Regions from separate parts of the Homo sapiens genome. Here region 2 is linked to region 1. A link is a loop called in an ENCODE intact Hi-C map of the cell type or tissue named here. Cell type or tissue: endothelial cell of umbilical vein. All regions are shown on one strand.

Region 1 (8,000 bases):
CCAACTTCAGAAAATTCTCAAGAAGGAAACCAGGGAGGTGGTCTAGGGAGGCTCTGCACAGGAACGTTGTTCTGGGCAATCAGGGAAGGACCCTGGGGTGCGGGACCCTCTGCCCAGAGGCCGACAGAGCTCTGTCCCTAGAGGAGCAGGTGACAGGGCTGCAGGCCAGAGGAGGAAGGGGCCAGCCAAGCAGGCAGAGGCACAAATAAAGGTCTCAGAGTTTCCACATCAGGACACAGAGCGGGCAGGTGGCCCCCACCCAGAAAAAAAGAGAAATCCTCAAACCAGGCCTTATGTCTTCTGCTCTTTCCTCAGTGAGCACTTTAAAAAAAAAAAGCACAAACTTATCAAGAATGTTCCCCAATATTCCCACCAAAAGCCCCACTGACTTAAAACAAACAAACAAACAAAAAAACACACACACACAAATATACACATAGGTTACAAATTAAAACTGAACAGAATGATACAAAAATGAAAAATGCAAGTTTCCCTTCCTCCACTGGTCCCCCTTCACAAGGGTAACCACCTCCAGAGGAAAAAACTGTGTGCAGTAACTCAGTATAAGAACACACAGAAGGAATCAGGCTGCATACCAGGGGTCGGCAAACCTTCTCTATAAAGGGCCAGATGATATTTTAGGCTTTGTCGTAATGATTTAACTCTGTAGTAGCACGAATGCAGCCATAGGCAATACGTAAATGAATGGGTATGGCTGTGTTCCAATAAATTGTCTTGGACATGAAATCTGAATTTCATATCACTTTTTTTCCGAGTCATAAAATACTATTTTTCTTTTGACTTAATCATTTAAAAATGTAAAAATCAGGCCAGGCACAGTGGCACATGCTTGTAATCCCAGCACTTTGGGAGGTGGAGGCAGACAGATCACTTGAGCCCAGGAGTTTGAGACCAGCCTGGGCAACATAGCAAAATCCTGTATCTACAAAAAGAATGCAAAAAAATTAGCAGAGTGTGATGGCACGCCTGCAGTCCCAACTATTTGGGAGGCTGAGGTGGGAGGACTGCTTGAGCCTGGGAGGTCAAGGCTACAGTGAGCAGTGATCACACCACTGCACTCCAGCCTGAGCAACAGAACAAGACCCTGTCTCAAAAATAAATAATAAAAATTAAAATGTAAAAATCATTCTTAGCTGTAGGCTATACAAAAACAGGCAGAGCCGAATTTGGCCTTGGGGGGGGGGGTCCAGTTTGCTAGCTCCTACACCCTGCTTATTCCGCTTCCATCTTGATGATTGCTCCCTTCAGCACAGAGAGAGCCACCCCATTTTTCTGAATCATTGCCAAGTAATCCACTGAGAGATTGTCCCATAAATCATAAGGGCACCACAGCTCTCTACTGCTGGATATTTTGTTTGCTTCCAGTTTTGCTTTGAAATTATAAATAATGCTATAATGGACATCCTTTCACTTTGTAAATACACCCCACAGAGTTTAATCCTGTGGGTAAATCAAGGACTATGAAGATGTTTTAATTTCTCTCAATATTGTCAAGTGGTCCTCCAGAAAGTCAGAATTTACTCCACACTGCATATGAGCAGAGCCTTCTTTTCCTCACCCTCGACAGACCTGGATGTCCTGACAGACACCCTAGAAATGTATCCTTCTCTGAGCCCGAGGCCTGCTGACTCCTTGAGTTGGGGGTTTTCTCTATCTTTAGAAATCCCCTTTTGGCTCTGAATTCTGCTGACACCTGCCCTGGCAAAAGCTAGGGCGATGTCTGTCTTCTCCTCCCAAGTTTGAAGGGTGTGGATGAAGGAGTTCAGGAAATGCCACCCCATAATATGCGGCTTTGGTATGCTGATTATTTCAAACCTGAAGGCACTGGGGGAAAAACAAATGCAGGGAGGAACTTTCTCTGAACTTCTCTTATCTGCCTAAAGAGGGATTCCCCTTGTCCTGAGTCCCCCTCCCTGAGAAAGGAAGACTGACTTATTGACAATCTGCTGAGGCATCTTTTATTATCTGAGAGGTTTTTATCTGCCTAACAAGACCGTATAATTCCTCCCCTCACCCTCCCATAACTTGTGTCGCCACCACCCCCAGAAGCCCCAAGCCCCTATTTCCTTCTGTAGCTCAGGCTGCTATACAGGCTTCAGCCATCTCACCCTTCTGGGAATCTCATATTTTGTGGTACACCCATGTGCAGATATGTAACTAAATATGGTTTTCTCCTGTTGATCTTGTTTTTTGTTGTTATTGTTTTGAGATGGAGTCTTGCTCTGTTACCCAGACTGGAGTGCAGTGGCATGATCTCAGCTCACTGCAACCTCTGCCTTCTGGGTTCAAGCGATTCTCCTGCCTCCGCCTCCTGAGTAACTGGGATTATAGGCGCCCACCACAACCGGGTAATTTTTGTATTTTTAGTAGAGCTGGGGTTTTACCATGTTGGCTAGGGTGGTCTCGAACTGGCCTCAAGTGATCCGCCCGCCTCAGCCTCCCAAAGTGAGCCACCGCGCCCGGCCCTGTTAATTTTGTTTATAAGTCAGTTGAACTCATAGCCCAGCCAAGCAGCCTAGCAAGATGGAGGAAAGCCATTTTTGCTCCCCTGCATGGGCCAGGCTGCCAACCCCAGGGAAGAAACTGCCTGAGCTGACAACCCGGATTTTACTGCCACTCAATTACATGACAACTACGGAACTACAAAACCCCCGGCATCCTGAAGCTCCTGAGCCCCAGGACCTTCTCTCAGGCTGCCTTTGGGTCCTAGTCCTTTTTGCCCTCACATCTAGAATCTTCTAACACCAGTGCCAGAAGAGGCCCTGGAGATGGATCATTTGAGAACCTGCCCCTCCTTCACTGTGTGGATAAGAAAATTATGGCCAAAAAGAACGGACTTGCCCAGGGTCCCAGCGTCAGAAATGTGCTCAGCTGCCTCTCTTGTGACACGGTTGCCCACCTGCCCCAACATACTCAAGGTCATCTCTGCTAGTGACTACTCTCCCTGACTGCTGGTGTGTGTGGCTTGTGGCTAATCCATGTCTCTCCACCACCCCTCACAGTCTCCCTGATTTGGCTACCTTGACATTAGCGGCTTTCCCGGGATGTCTGGACATACTGGTCAATCAGGAACAGTGATGGGCCAGATCTGTAGAATCCCCCAGCTCCCTGCAGCCCACACCCCAGCTGTTCATGTGCTAGACAAAATCTGGATGTACCTAAGGAAGTTCCGGAAAGCCTTGAGCACCTGAACCCACGACTCAGCAGGTGAAGAGCTGAAAGTGACTGCTCCAAGGGACAATGATGCTCCTGCAGGAGATCCAGCAGGAGGCAATGTGGAGATCAGGGCCATCAGGGAGTGAAGGGGAGTGTGCAGGGATAGACGCCACCACTGGGGCCAACACAAGGCAATCCAGGGATTACCTTTGGATCCCAACACCTCACGAGGGCCCTAATAAGCAAGGCCAGGCTTGGAGAGCTGTCTCCCTGCAGATGAAAGGCATGGGCCCTCCACAAGAGCAGGTGAACTGTGGCTTCCATGGCTCTTCCCAGTGGGGTTGCCCCACACCATGTGGCTGGCCCAAAGGACATGAACAAGGGGAAAGGACAGGGTGATGGCCAGGAAACACACACAACCGAGTGCTTCAACATGCCAGGCTCTGTGCTGAGTCACTGGCACAGGACCATTTTCATCTGTGACCCCTCCCACCCCAGCCAACATCTCAGGGAGCCTGACAAGAGTCTGGGGGATGGGCAGCAGGAATCAGCCCTATTTTCAAATGGGAAAGGCAAGCTCCAAGAGGCTGAGTCGGGGAGCCCTCCCTCCCAGTTCAGTGCCCTCTGGCTGCCTCACTTTTGGCATCAACTCCAACCAGAGAGGGGAAGCCAAGTCCTGTTCCAGACATGGCCTGCCATCCCATGGGGCCCAGGCTAAAAGGCCCTGGGGTGGGCTGGAGCACCTCCCTGCTCCAGGCAACCCTTTCCTCACAACCCCCCTCCCACCAAACGCTGGCTGCGTGGGATGGGAGGAAGCGGTAGGGTTGCCATTTCCCTCCGCTCTGAGGCTGCCCATCTGTTTCCTGGGATAGGACTCCCCGCCCCTATCCACCCCTAGTCCGGAAACTCACTTGCCCTGGGGCTATGGGAAAAGGGAACTGCATGGCTCCCTCCCTCCCCAGGGGGTGGTGGCAGAGGCCTCCCACCCTCACGGCTCTAGCTGGGCAGCTCCTACCAATGCTTCTGGGTACACAGCGGGTGGCTGGGCCTAAGCAGCACTGCCCTAAAAGTGCAGCACCCAGTGTCAGAGTGCCACGAGACTCTCCTCCCTCCCCCACTCTGGCCTGGCTGTCATCCCTGGCTGGCAGCTTCATGGCTTATCCCAGCCCTGGGGGTGGGGTGATGGGGTGACTTTCTGGGTGGAAGTTGGTGGAAAGTAAAAAAGTGAAACACTTCCCAGCCCAGCCCCAGCTGATGTGACCACGTGGTCATCTGTGAGTAAGCACCGCCCCCTGCTGGACATGCCAGATACGGCCACTGCACCTTGGGTGCTCAGCTGATAACAAGAGGGAAAAGCCAGGCCTGGGGCCCAGCAACTTCACAAGACCCCACCAAAAACTAGGGGCCAGTAACACCAGCAGTGTCTAAGGCAACCTATAGTTCTATGTCAAATAAGTTTAAAAGAAGGGGCCAAAACCACAGGGGCTGGGCTGGGGCAGACAGGGAAGGCTTTGCACAGAATGTGAAAAGGCGAGAGAGGAGCAGAGAGGGCAGCCAGCCTAGCAGGGCCCAGCCACGCAAAGACCAAGGGGGATAAGACAGACCAACTAAGGGCCCTGGAGGTGGAACTAGGAAGTGGGGCCACTCCCTGTTAGATTTCACGCTGTTTAAAGCCTTGAACTTCTGCACCAGAACCCCAATATAGAAAATAGATCCAAGTTGAGGGTCTGGCCAAGGACGGGGGCTAGAGTCCCTCACCCCAGCACACAGTCGGGGGCCCCTGGGGCAGCTCTGAACACCTGAAGGAGCAAAGTTTGAACCTAGAGCTTCAGACAATGGGGTTTCAGAGCATTTGACTGACAAGACAACCATGAGGTCTCACGAGGAGGGAGAACACAGCCGCAGTGTTCAAGGCGGAATGAAAGCAGGGATGGGGAAGCCCAAGGCAGGAGGGGATACTGAGAACTTGCTGCACTTCTCCAGCCAGCCCTCCTCCCACACAGGACTTCACGGATTCTCAGGGTTAATGTATGGGAGCCCAAACCCTCCGTTCACTGGGTCCTTTCCCAGTCTCCCCTCATGCCCTGTCTGTACTATCTAATCTAGCCCCTGGTTACACTGGGCACTGGTCTCTGTCTCCTGAATCCTCCACAGAGCACCACACACACAGGACCTCCACAAGCATGATTAACATGATAAAGAAAAAGAAAATTGCATGTACTGCAGAGCAATGGGCCATCCCCGGGAGCACCGGCCTCCCATGCCGGAGGCTGCCATGCTTATCTGGTGAGGATACTCACCCCAGGAATGTCCAAAAGCTTTGACACCAGAAGAGGCAACTTCAGGGCTGCGACACTCCCCGTGACACCCACAAGAACATGGAATTTTCTCTCCATCAAGGGTGCAGCAGCTGGACAGGAGGCCTTTGGTTCCATGTGGGGTCTGGTGGCTTCAAGTTCTGGGAGCCTGCCAGGCCTGGGCTCTATAAAGCTGTCGGGATTTAGGATCTAAAAGGAGAACAAGGGCCACCCCCTTCATTCATACAGTCGACCAGAATGTATGGAGCACCACGTATTAGGCCCCAGGCCAGAGGCTGAGGCAGCGGAAGGGATCAGCAGTCCTGGCTTCAGGGAGCACACAGTTTGATAAGAAAGTGAGACACCTTCCCCACACATGGGCCAGTCACAAGGGAATGATGCAGTGCTGTGGGGAAGGGCTGTACCAGGTGCGTGGCTGCTCAGGGTGACCATCTCTAGAAGTCAGAGATTGCATCCCAGAAAAAATGACATTGGGGTTGAGTCCTGAAGGATGAGTTAGTTTTTCAGAGACAGGAAGAAATCACTTCAAAGGAAGGAACAATCTTGCCAAGGTGAAGGTCCTGAGGAGGGTGGCAGGTTGGGGAACAGGGAGTGGCTTACTAGTGAGGCCGGACTGTGATGGGGGGTGGTAGAGGGGCAGAAAGTGAGACTGAAAGTCAGGGTGAGGCCAGAATGCCGTGGGCAGCGAGGGCCAGGGTGAGGAGTTTTGGTTTTAGAAAGACGGTGCTGGCACCTGGTGACAGTGTCAAAGGGACCCTGTTAGTGGAGAGACTGGAGGGCGAGAGGAGCTGCTGCGGTGGACTGGGCTGACTGGTGAAAGGAAGCGGCAGGAAGGGATGGGTTCCAAAGATGCTCATGAGGTGGAACCCTGGGCAACAGGGAGGTTTGGGTGCTCCAGGGAGCCAAGAGATTTGCCTCTCTGTCCCTGTCCCTGTTAATCAAGATGGGCACCACCGTACAAATCAAAGCCCAGGAAGAAACCAGCATAAAGGGGATGCAGGCCACCCCAGGAGATTAGCTGGTTTGCTTCTTCCTCTGGCTCTCAGACGTTGCTAGAAGTGTGCACTCATGATAATATGGCTGATGGACACCAAAACCTACACGTGGCGGGTTGGGCCAGCAGAACGTGCTTCATCAGCAACCATCACTGAGGACCGATTACAAAGAACACCATGCAAAGGAATTGTGGAAAACACAGTAGCTGCCTCTGGGGAATCTGTAGGTTGAGTTTGAGAAGACAGGAATGACACCTGTCTGAAATTATTTGAGATCAGTCCTTCCCTGGGATGCACCTTTTTGGTGATCACAGACTCAATTAACACATCAGTTTCCTTGCCTCTCCCTCCACCAGCAAGCTCCCTGAATGTGTGACCGGGTCTAATTGCCAACCAGCAGTCCACTAGCCGGCAGTCCTGAACAGGTGCTGAATGAATAACTATACCCTCCAAGGCAGTGTGAGCAGAAGACAGATACCTAGCCTGTGAAGCAGAAGCCCTGGGCCCTGACCATGGTGTGCTCCTGACCTGGAGTGACCCTGGTCCAGGGTCATTCCCTCCCTGGACCTGTCCCTTCATCTGAAAAATGCAGAGGTAGGACCAGATGATCTCTGAAGCTCCTTCCAGCAGAAACTTTGAGTCAATACATGAAAGAGAGCAGTAAGGGGCTCTCCTTCCAAGACAGAAGGTCCTAGAAGATGCACTCAAAAAAGAATCAGCATGGCAAGGGAAACCCAGGCAGCTGCCCAGGAAGCAGCGCTGGTGAGTTGTCCAATGGCTACCTCCATGGCTGAGCATCCACAGGGGCCTATCTCCTCTTCACTCACAGGCCCCTTGGCTCTCTAGCCTCTCTGCCCAGGATTTGCCTTCAGCACTTGAGCACAACCCACGTGGGCTGAGGATCATGTTTGGCTGCATTATCCCACTTCTCAGCAGGGGTTAAGCACAGGCTGGTTCCCTAGGGCAAGATCACCCAAAGTTTGATTTGCCAGTAATCTCAATGTCTGCTCCACTGCAGGGCCCCAACCAGGGCAATGCTTGGCCAGAGTTGGAGAACTGAGTTTACCCCAGGGAGTGGGGAGCCCTGTTAGAATCTGACAAGGTACAGAAGGGCTACCAGCCAGCTTCTTCCCAGAACACATCATTGGTAGGTGATGGAGGCACATTCTTTATTCTCCAGGGAAACCTACCTGCCAGATCGCAAACCCTGACCCTGTCCCACCCTAGCCAACTGGTGCTAGGATAGGTAGATTCCTGCAAAACCAGAAGCCAAATTTTATCTCTGAGGCCCCTGAACCTCCTCCACATCAAGCTGATCTCATTCCTAGGAAACAGGTTACAGAAAGCAGTCAGTTAAACTTGGGGCAGGAATCTGTATTAGTGACTTCAACTGCTTCCCCACAGCAGGCACTATAGTCCGAAATACAGTACTTAGCCTGCTTAGCAAAGCTGTGCTAAGGATCAAACCTACCTACCTTCCTAAAAAAGAGGGTGTGTGTGTGTATGTGTG
Region 2 (8,000 bases), 280 kb before region 1:
GGCTCACTGATCGCTGCATACAGGTAGGTGCATGTCAATGTAGCTGGGGCTGGGGGCCTCCTGGACCATGTGTGTCCTGAGCCCCACCATGCGACTGGGCAGGAAGTGGGTCTCACCCATGTCTCCTGTCCTCAGGCAGAGCCTAGCCCTGGGACATGAGCTCAGTGGGTGCTGCAGCTTTGTTGGATTCACCTCAGGCCCCCTTTCTCCCCATCCACTTATAAGGTTCCCAGGGCCTTGATACCTCCGTCCTTGGAAGAAAAGAATGTGATTACCCAGCTCACATGAACCTGCTGGTGGCTTCCCGCAATAGAAGGACATAATTTTCTAGTTCAAAAGAGTCTATCAGGTGACTAGCACGGTGAATGAAGAAAGACCTACAGCAAGGCACATCATTAGGAAATTCCAGAAAACTAAGGATAGAGAGAAAATCCTAAAATCTTCCAGAGAGAAAAGACAGGTCATAAGTTAAGAGCCGAGACTCTGCATGACACGGACTTCTTCCCAACAACACTGGGAACTAGAAAATAATAGAGCAATGTTTCCCAATGTGAGGAGAAGTTACACTTAAATTAGAGCATTACATCCAGCCAAACTAGTAATCAGGAGTTGGGGTAGAACAATGACATTCTAAAATGTGTGAGGGTCAGAAAGTTTGGCTTCCATTCACTCTTTCTCGGGAAGACACTGGAAGATGTACTGCAACACAATGAGAGAGTAAATCAGGGAACAGGAGGTGCACACAGAAGAGGCAGCAAGAAAATTCACACGATGGTGCAGAGACATGTCAGAATGCCAGCCGTGCCATGGGCTGAGAGTCGAGTCCAGTTTGGAGCAGAAGGATGGAGGGCAAGGGAGAGAGGGAAGCCTCCAGGAAAATAATGGGGCTGATAGAGTATCCAGTGTATCTTAGTTTTTGGATAATTATCACTAGGCATTTGATAGATTGGTTGGAGCATCTGAAAAAATAGGTAGGTAATTGGTTAAAAAAAAAGCAAATGAGGGATAATAATCTGAAGCAATTATTAACTCCAGGGGAAGAAAGGAAAGAGATGAAACAATTTCAGTGCGGGACTTGGGTTAGGGTCAATATTTAGATGGCTACAAGAATGTAAATGCTTTTGATTTCATGCGATTGTGATCCAGTCAAATTAGTGAAATGGAGGCAAGGAAATTAAGACCTCATAGGAAGGTAAGCCCTATACTGAGCTATGCCAGGAACTGACAGATACTGAAGAAAACAAATCAAGAAATAGCAACATAAACATTCTTTAGAAATATGACGATAACATACCAGGGGAAGTCGCAAAATGAGTTTAAAGTGATGACCTATAGGAATTAGGACTCAAAGGCAAGAAAGGAAAGGGCAGAGGAAATGCTTTTTGATATAAGCCTTTCACTACCATTTTGTTCTTTTTTTCTTCTTTTCTTGTTTTACTGAGGATTTCTTGCAACAGATATCATTTTGTTGTTACTTCTGTGTAACTAGTAGTTTGATCAGAATTAAATATAATGTTGTAAGTTCTGGAGATCTGTTGTACAGCATGATGACTATAGTTAATAATGTATACTTGAAAATTACTAAGAGTAGATTTTTTGCTTTTATTATTATTATTATTATTATTATTTGAGACAGAGTCTTGCTCTCTCACCCAGGCTGGAGTGCAGTGGCACAATCTCAGCTCACTGTAACCTCTGCCTCCCAGGCTCAAGTGATTCTCCTGCCTCAGCCTCCCGAGTAGCTGGGACTACAGGCACGCGCCACCACGCCCGGCTAATGTTTTGCATTTTTAGTACAGATGGGGTTTCACCATGTTAGCCAGGATGGTCTCGATTTCCTGCCTTGGCCTCCCAAAGTGATGGGATTAGAGGCGTGAGCCACCATGCCCGGCCTGCTTTTATTATTTTTAAGCAAAACATAATTGTGTATACTTATGGGATACAGTATAATATTTTTATACATATATACAATGTGTAATGATCAAGTCGTAATTAGCATCTCCACCACCTCAAACATTTATCATTTCTTTGTTCTGGGGGCATTCAAAATCCACTCTTCTGGCTATTTAAAAATATATAATAAAGTGTCATGAATTATAGTTACCCTATAGTGCTAAAGACACTAGAACTATTCCTCCCATCTGGCTGTACTCTTTGTTTTTGTTTTGTTTTGTTTTTCTTCCCCAGACAGGGTGTCACTCTGCTCCCTAGGCTGGAATGAAGTGGTGCAATCACAACTCACTGCAGCCTTGACCTCTTGGGCCCAAGTGATCCTCCTACCTCAGTCTCCAGAGTAGCTGGGACCACAGGCATGCACCAACATGCCTGGCTAATTTCTAATTTTTTTGTAGAGATTGGATCTCCTATGTTGTCCAGCCTGGTCTCAAACTCCTGGGCTCAAGTGAGCCTCCCAAAGTGCTAGGATTACAGGCATGAGCCACTGCACTCAGCCATGTACTCTTGTATCTGTTAACCTGTTAGCCAACCTTTGGGTACTTTCTCCCCCTTACCCTTCCTCACCTCTAGTAAACACTATTTCTAAGTAAATACATCTTAAATGTTCTTACCACAAAAAAAAGTATGTGAGGTGATTAAAGTGTTAATTAACTCATTTTAATCATTTCACAATGTATGCATGTATCACATTGAACACTGTCAATATACACAATTTTTATTTGTCAATTATACTTTAATAAAGATAGGGGAGGAATTGAATATACTGTTAAAATAAAAAACAACTGCAAAACTTAAGAAAATTAATGATCTAGTCCAAACCAGCCTTTTACAGATGAGGTCGCTGAAGTGCAGAGAGGTGAACTGACTTGTCTGATGTTACACAGCAAGTCACTGGCAGAGCTTGACCTGAAACCCAAAGCCAAGTGTTTCCTATTACCTCCAGGTCCTTCAGGCCAGCCCACCCGGGGCTCTGCCTTGGGAATTGGTATTGGTGACAAAGGGAATAGAGAGGAACATGCATAGAGCTCTCCATTTAGATGGACATATTCACACTGTGCCAGGGCGTTGGCAAGAAACAGTGCAAGCTCCAAGTGCTTGCCCCGACCCTTTTCCCCCTCCCCATCCTCTCTCATAACCAACTTCAGCTAAAAGGTCTGAGAAGATAAGGGAATCTTAGATGACTCTCACTAGGGTGTAAATGACTCCCACCATGATTTTTGTTTTATTGAGACATAACCCCAAAAGCAGTTTGATGGATAGTGTGCCAGGCAGTAGGATGAAGACAGACGGGGAAACTGCCTGGGGTCATGGAGAAGGTGGAGGCACTGAGGCCCTGAGTGATTTCATAAAGAACACCTTAGCAAATGTCCAGCACCATGGGTTCTTGCCTTCACTCAGGACCCACAAGGCCCCACGTTCTGACAGATTTTATCAGACAAATTGCACTCGGTCATGCTTCATTCATTTTCCTTGGAGAGTTCCCAGGTTACATAGAACTGAGATAATCTCCCCACCTCGCCATCACTCCCACGAAGACACTGCATGTTTCTGTTTGCAATACGGTCTTATGTGGATCAATATTAGATTTTCATGGTGCTCTTTGCATTTTGCAACTATTGCTCAAGCTGGAGACCCAAAAAGAGCACTAGCTTTAGAGTCAAAGACCCCTGGGTTCCAGTTTCAGCTGAGAGACTGTGAGCACGTCGCTAGCCCACTCTGATCCTGTATCCTAGTTGTACAATCACCTATTTCCCATCAATTGCGAGGCTGGAGAGAAAAGTGCCCACTCTGTGCCCAGTACGCAGTAGGAGCTTAGTAAGCTCAAGCTCTTTTGCTTCCTCACTATCCTAAAGTGTTAGCGGAAAGACAAGAGATGTGGGGAACAGCACCTGACAGTCTTTTTGCCAAGTCCAAGGCTGTCCAGGTTCGGGGTGGGGAGAAGCAGTTCCCCCACACAACCTGCAGGTAGCACCAGAGCAGCGCGGGAGCCGAGGGTTCAGCTCCAGCCTTCCTGGAAACCCGGGCAGGGCGGAATAGGGCGAGGCAGAGGTGGTGCACACCGCTCAGCTGGGAAGTGGCACGAGCCTGGCTGTGGATCAGTCCATACTGCCTAAAATGGACACATGGGTCTTCTGGCTAACTTCCTGTCTTTGGTAGGGTGACCATATGCTTTATCATCCAAATCCAGACACTTCAGAGTGAAAGGGGCACTATAATAATTGCACCAGGACAGCAGACATAACCTTAGCTGTACCTTGCAAACCAGAGCATATGGTCACCCTACGCTCCGGTCAATTTTTCTTCCTTGTTTCCATTCTTTTGTTTTTAAACACACAGCATTCTCTTTCTCGAAGCACCACTGTCTTTGAAAATGCCCTTGCCTTCGGGATATTTTCGACCATGTTTAGTCTGAACATTTTCTCATCTTTAGTCTGAACAGTCTCTCTGCACCCACCTCAAAGGCTGGTTTTAGCTTCCAGTCAGAAGACTCTGTTCCTGGCTTGCCATCCCCATGACTCAAGAATTAAAGACGTCAGAGGTGGAACAGTGGGCCTTACCTTAACTTTGGTGCCTCTTTGCTAAATTTATTCCTGTAAAATTTTTTTTTTTTTTTGAGACGGAGTCTTGCTCTGTCACCCAGGCTGCAGTGCAGTGGCGCAATCTCTGCTCACTGCAACCTCCACCTTCTGGGTTCGAGTGATCCTCCTTCCTCAGCCTCCCAAGTAGCTGGTACTATAGGCGCCCATCACCTCGCCTGGCTAATTTTTTTTTCTTTTTTCTTTTTTTTTTTTTTAAGACGGAGTCTTACCTTGGCCGCCCAGGCTAGAGTGCAGTGGTGCAATCTCAGCTCACTGCAACTTCCGCCTCCTGGGTTCAAGCAATTCTCCTGCCTCAGCCTCCCGAGTAGCTGGGACTACAGGTGCCCGCCACCACGCCTGGCTAATTTTTGTATTTTTAGCAGAGACGGGATTTCACCACTTTGGCCAGGCTCGTCAGAAGCTCCTGACCTCTCCAACCGCCTCAGCCTCCCAAAGTGCTGGGATTACAGGCGTGAGCCACTGCACCCAGCCCTGCTTCTGTAATTTTGTTCTGAGTGTTCATGTCCATCGTCTGTTTGAATTTACGTATGTTGGCTTATTGAATTGCAAGTAGACAAGTCCCATTAAGCACGATTTTTATATTTCCAAGATTACTCCATTCAACTCCAAATTACCATGCCATTTATCCCCTTGTTTGTGAACCTCTTCACTTAATAGTCTCATAAACATCCATCCATTGCAAAAAGGACTCGAACTGTTCTCACTTCCATTTTTAGTTGATTCATTGCTATCCAAGTAATGATTTGCTGGGGGAGTCATTAGTAGAGAACTGTTCCCTTAAATTTATTTTTATAGTTGGATCCTGCTAGTTAATCTCTCTCTCTGTCATTCTCACATTGCAACAAACGACTATGGGTTTCTGTCTCAACCTAAAATCTAGGTTAGAAATTTGGTTTTATCTGAATAAGGTATTAATAGATAATGTGAGAAAAAAATTTAATTTACTGAAACTTTTCTCGGCTAATAATGACACTCATGGTCACAAATATGTATGTAAGCAAGCAGAAAATTGAGCTGTAAATATGTAAACTCTTAAAATATTATGTTTAGAGACAAGATTTTCCTTTTTTTCTTTTTAGTAGAGTATATTTGCTATGGTTGGAATGATTGTGTCTCCTTTAAAATTCATATTGGAACTTAAACCCCAATGTGATAGCATTAAGAGGTGAAGTGTTTAGGAGATGACTAAGCTGTAAGGGAGGAGCCCCCTCGTGAATGGGATTAGTGACCTTATGAAAGGGCTTGAGGGAGCTACCTAGCTCGGTTTTCTTCTTTTGTTTTTCTGTCTTTTCCATTATGTTAGGACATAGTGTTCAAGGTGCCATCTTAGAAGCAGAGAGCAGCCCTCGCTAGACTACAAACCTGCTGGCACCTTGATCTTGGACTTCCCAGCTACCAGAACTGTGAGAAATAAATTTTTATTCTTTACCTATTACCCAGTCTCATATATTTTGTTATAGCAGCACAAATGGACTAAGACAGTATCTTACATACAGTGAAGTGCATATACCTTAAGTTACAACTCCATATTTTTTTTGTTTTTGAGATGGAGTCTCTCTCTGTTGCCCAGACTGGAGTGCAGTGACTCGATCTTGGCTCAGTGAAAACTCCGCCTCTTGCATTCAAGCAATTCTCCTGCCTCAGCCTCCTGAGTAGCTGGCATTACAGGCACCTACCACCACGTCTGGGTAATTTTTGTATTGTAGTAGAGATAGCGTTTCACCATGTTGGCCAGGCTATTCTTGAACTCCTGACCTCAAGTAATCTGCCTGCCTCAGCCTCCCCAACTGCTGGGATTACAGGTGTGAGCCACTGCACCTGGCCAACTCCATAGTATTTACATATGTGCACTTTCATGTAACCACCACTCAGCTCAAGATACAGAATGTTCCCATCAACACAGAGGGCTCCCTCTTGCCCTTTCTCAGTTGCTGTCCCCTCAAAGTTAACCAGGATCCTGACCTCTGTCACCATGAATTAGTTTCGCCTGTTCTGGAACTTCATATAAATGGGATCATTCAGTATGTGCACGTTTGTGGCTGGCTTCTTTCATTCAATATAATCCTGTGAGATTTAACCACGTTTTGGGTACTGGTAGCTGTTTATTTTTCTGGTTGTGTAGTTTTCCATATTTCATTTATTACCCTGCTATTTTTGTCTCTAACTCAGTGTCTTGTGGGGTCTATTGTTCCTTTTTAGCTGGATTGATACTAAGCGTCTTCTTATCAGTGGAGCTTAGGACATTTGAGAAGATGAAAGCCTAATAACCCCAAGCCCCCCAATCTTAAGCCAAGTTTCCTCCTCACGCCTGCTTCAGTTGCTCTTCTTCATGTGGTATTTTTTCCCTCACAAAACTGATGGTAATTAAGAAACCCAAAAGTTCTTCATCATGTTATCAGCTTAGGGACGCTTGTCATCTGAATAACAGGGTAGATATTTATCATCTGAAATGTTAAAATAACTAGAGCAAACACTTACATAGCACTAACTGCTGTTCACAGTGCTTTACATATATTATTTTCCTCAAAACAACTCTGTGAAATAGACACTATTATTGTCATCCCCACATTTTAGATGAGGAAATGGAGGCACAGAGAGACCATGTAACCTTGCTAAGGTGGTAGGGCCAGGACTTGAACCCGTGTTTTCTGGTTTTAGAGCCTGCACCCTTCCCCACCACACCATATTGTGTAGCATGATACTTCATGTGGTTAAAGTATTTTCTTCACTTGGGAGCATTTTGTGAATAATCTGAATCTTAGCATAGGCAATAGCCGGGTAGTGTTGACAGTGGGCCTTGAGCTTACTCAAGCTTTAGGTCTGACCCCGTGCAGTCCCAGTGGTGGTAGCCATAGGGATGTTGTATCAGTCCACCCCAGCTCCAAGTGACCCAGCAGAGAGAGAAAGGGAGGGAGGGAGGTAGGAAGAGAGAGAGAGAGAGACAGACAGACAGATAGACAGACTGTTTTTTTGGAGAAAAATTACAGGTACAGAATAAGAGTCTCTAATGCCTGGTAGCCCAGATGATTCTTCTAGATCTTATCCAAGACCATCAGGGCAGTTCCTCTGAGTCTGCAAGAACTTTAGCGTAACTTGGCTTGGAGTGTCCCCTAATAAAGATACAGTTGAGATCACAACACCCACATCCTTTCAAATACCTGGAAAGCCTTCCCAAGGGTGGGTACAAACAAGCCCAGGCTGAGAAGACGGTGGCAGTTTGAAATCAGCCATGGAATATTTGCACCACCGAAAATGGCAAACACTACAGAACAGACTTCTGTTCCCTCCCCGACAGAGAGCCCCTTGTGTAACAACAGCACACCACTGCCCCATCCCTGAGCAGAGCGCTGTGTGTTGCAGCAGAGTGGGGGCAGGTGTCTTCTCCCTTGGGCTACAGAATACACATTTTTTTCCTCAGCACATGGATCATTCTCAAGGACACAC

What was found. A loop is a pair of places that touch in the nucleus more often than their neighbours do. Peaks named below come from ENCODE experiments on the same cell type or tissue, not always from the same donor. Only the 100,000 strongest peaks of a DNase experiment are listed, where the experiment ranks them.
Region 2: a loop joins it to region 1, with 4 times the contacts of the local background. A loop is called at or near these places in 38 of 110 quality-filtered maps.

The regions. Positions count from the first base shown.
Region 1 is chr15:75,025,931-75,033,930 of GRCh38, reverse strand. It overlaps PPCDC (phosphopantothenoylcysteine decarboxylase), which reads right to left. Exons shown (of 6, transcript NM_021823.5): 2 at 5,478-5,684. The coding sequence starts at 5,612. Among named protein-coding and RNA genes, the nearest start is that of PPCDC, 6.3 kb to the right of the region's middle. RefSeq lists a silencer at 1-52 and enhancers at 2,007-2,507, 4,564-4,753. In endothelial cell of umbilical vein, a CTCF peak has its summit at 4,477 (motif pointing left); DNase peaks (open chromatin) are centred at 1,770, 4,070 and 4,390; H3K27ac peaks cover 3,283 bases.
Region 2 is chr15:75,304,166-75,312,165 of GRCh38, reverse strand. No RefSeq gene overlaps it. Among named protein-coding and RNA genes, the nearest start is that of GOLGA6D, 25 kb to the right of the region's middle. In endothelial cell of umbilical vein, a CTCF peak has its summit at 3,897; no DNase peak of the experiment used is centred here; H3K27me3 peaks cover 3,025 bases.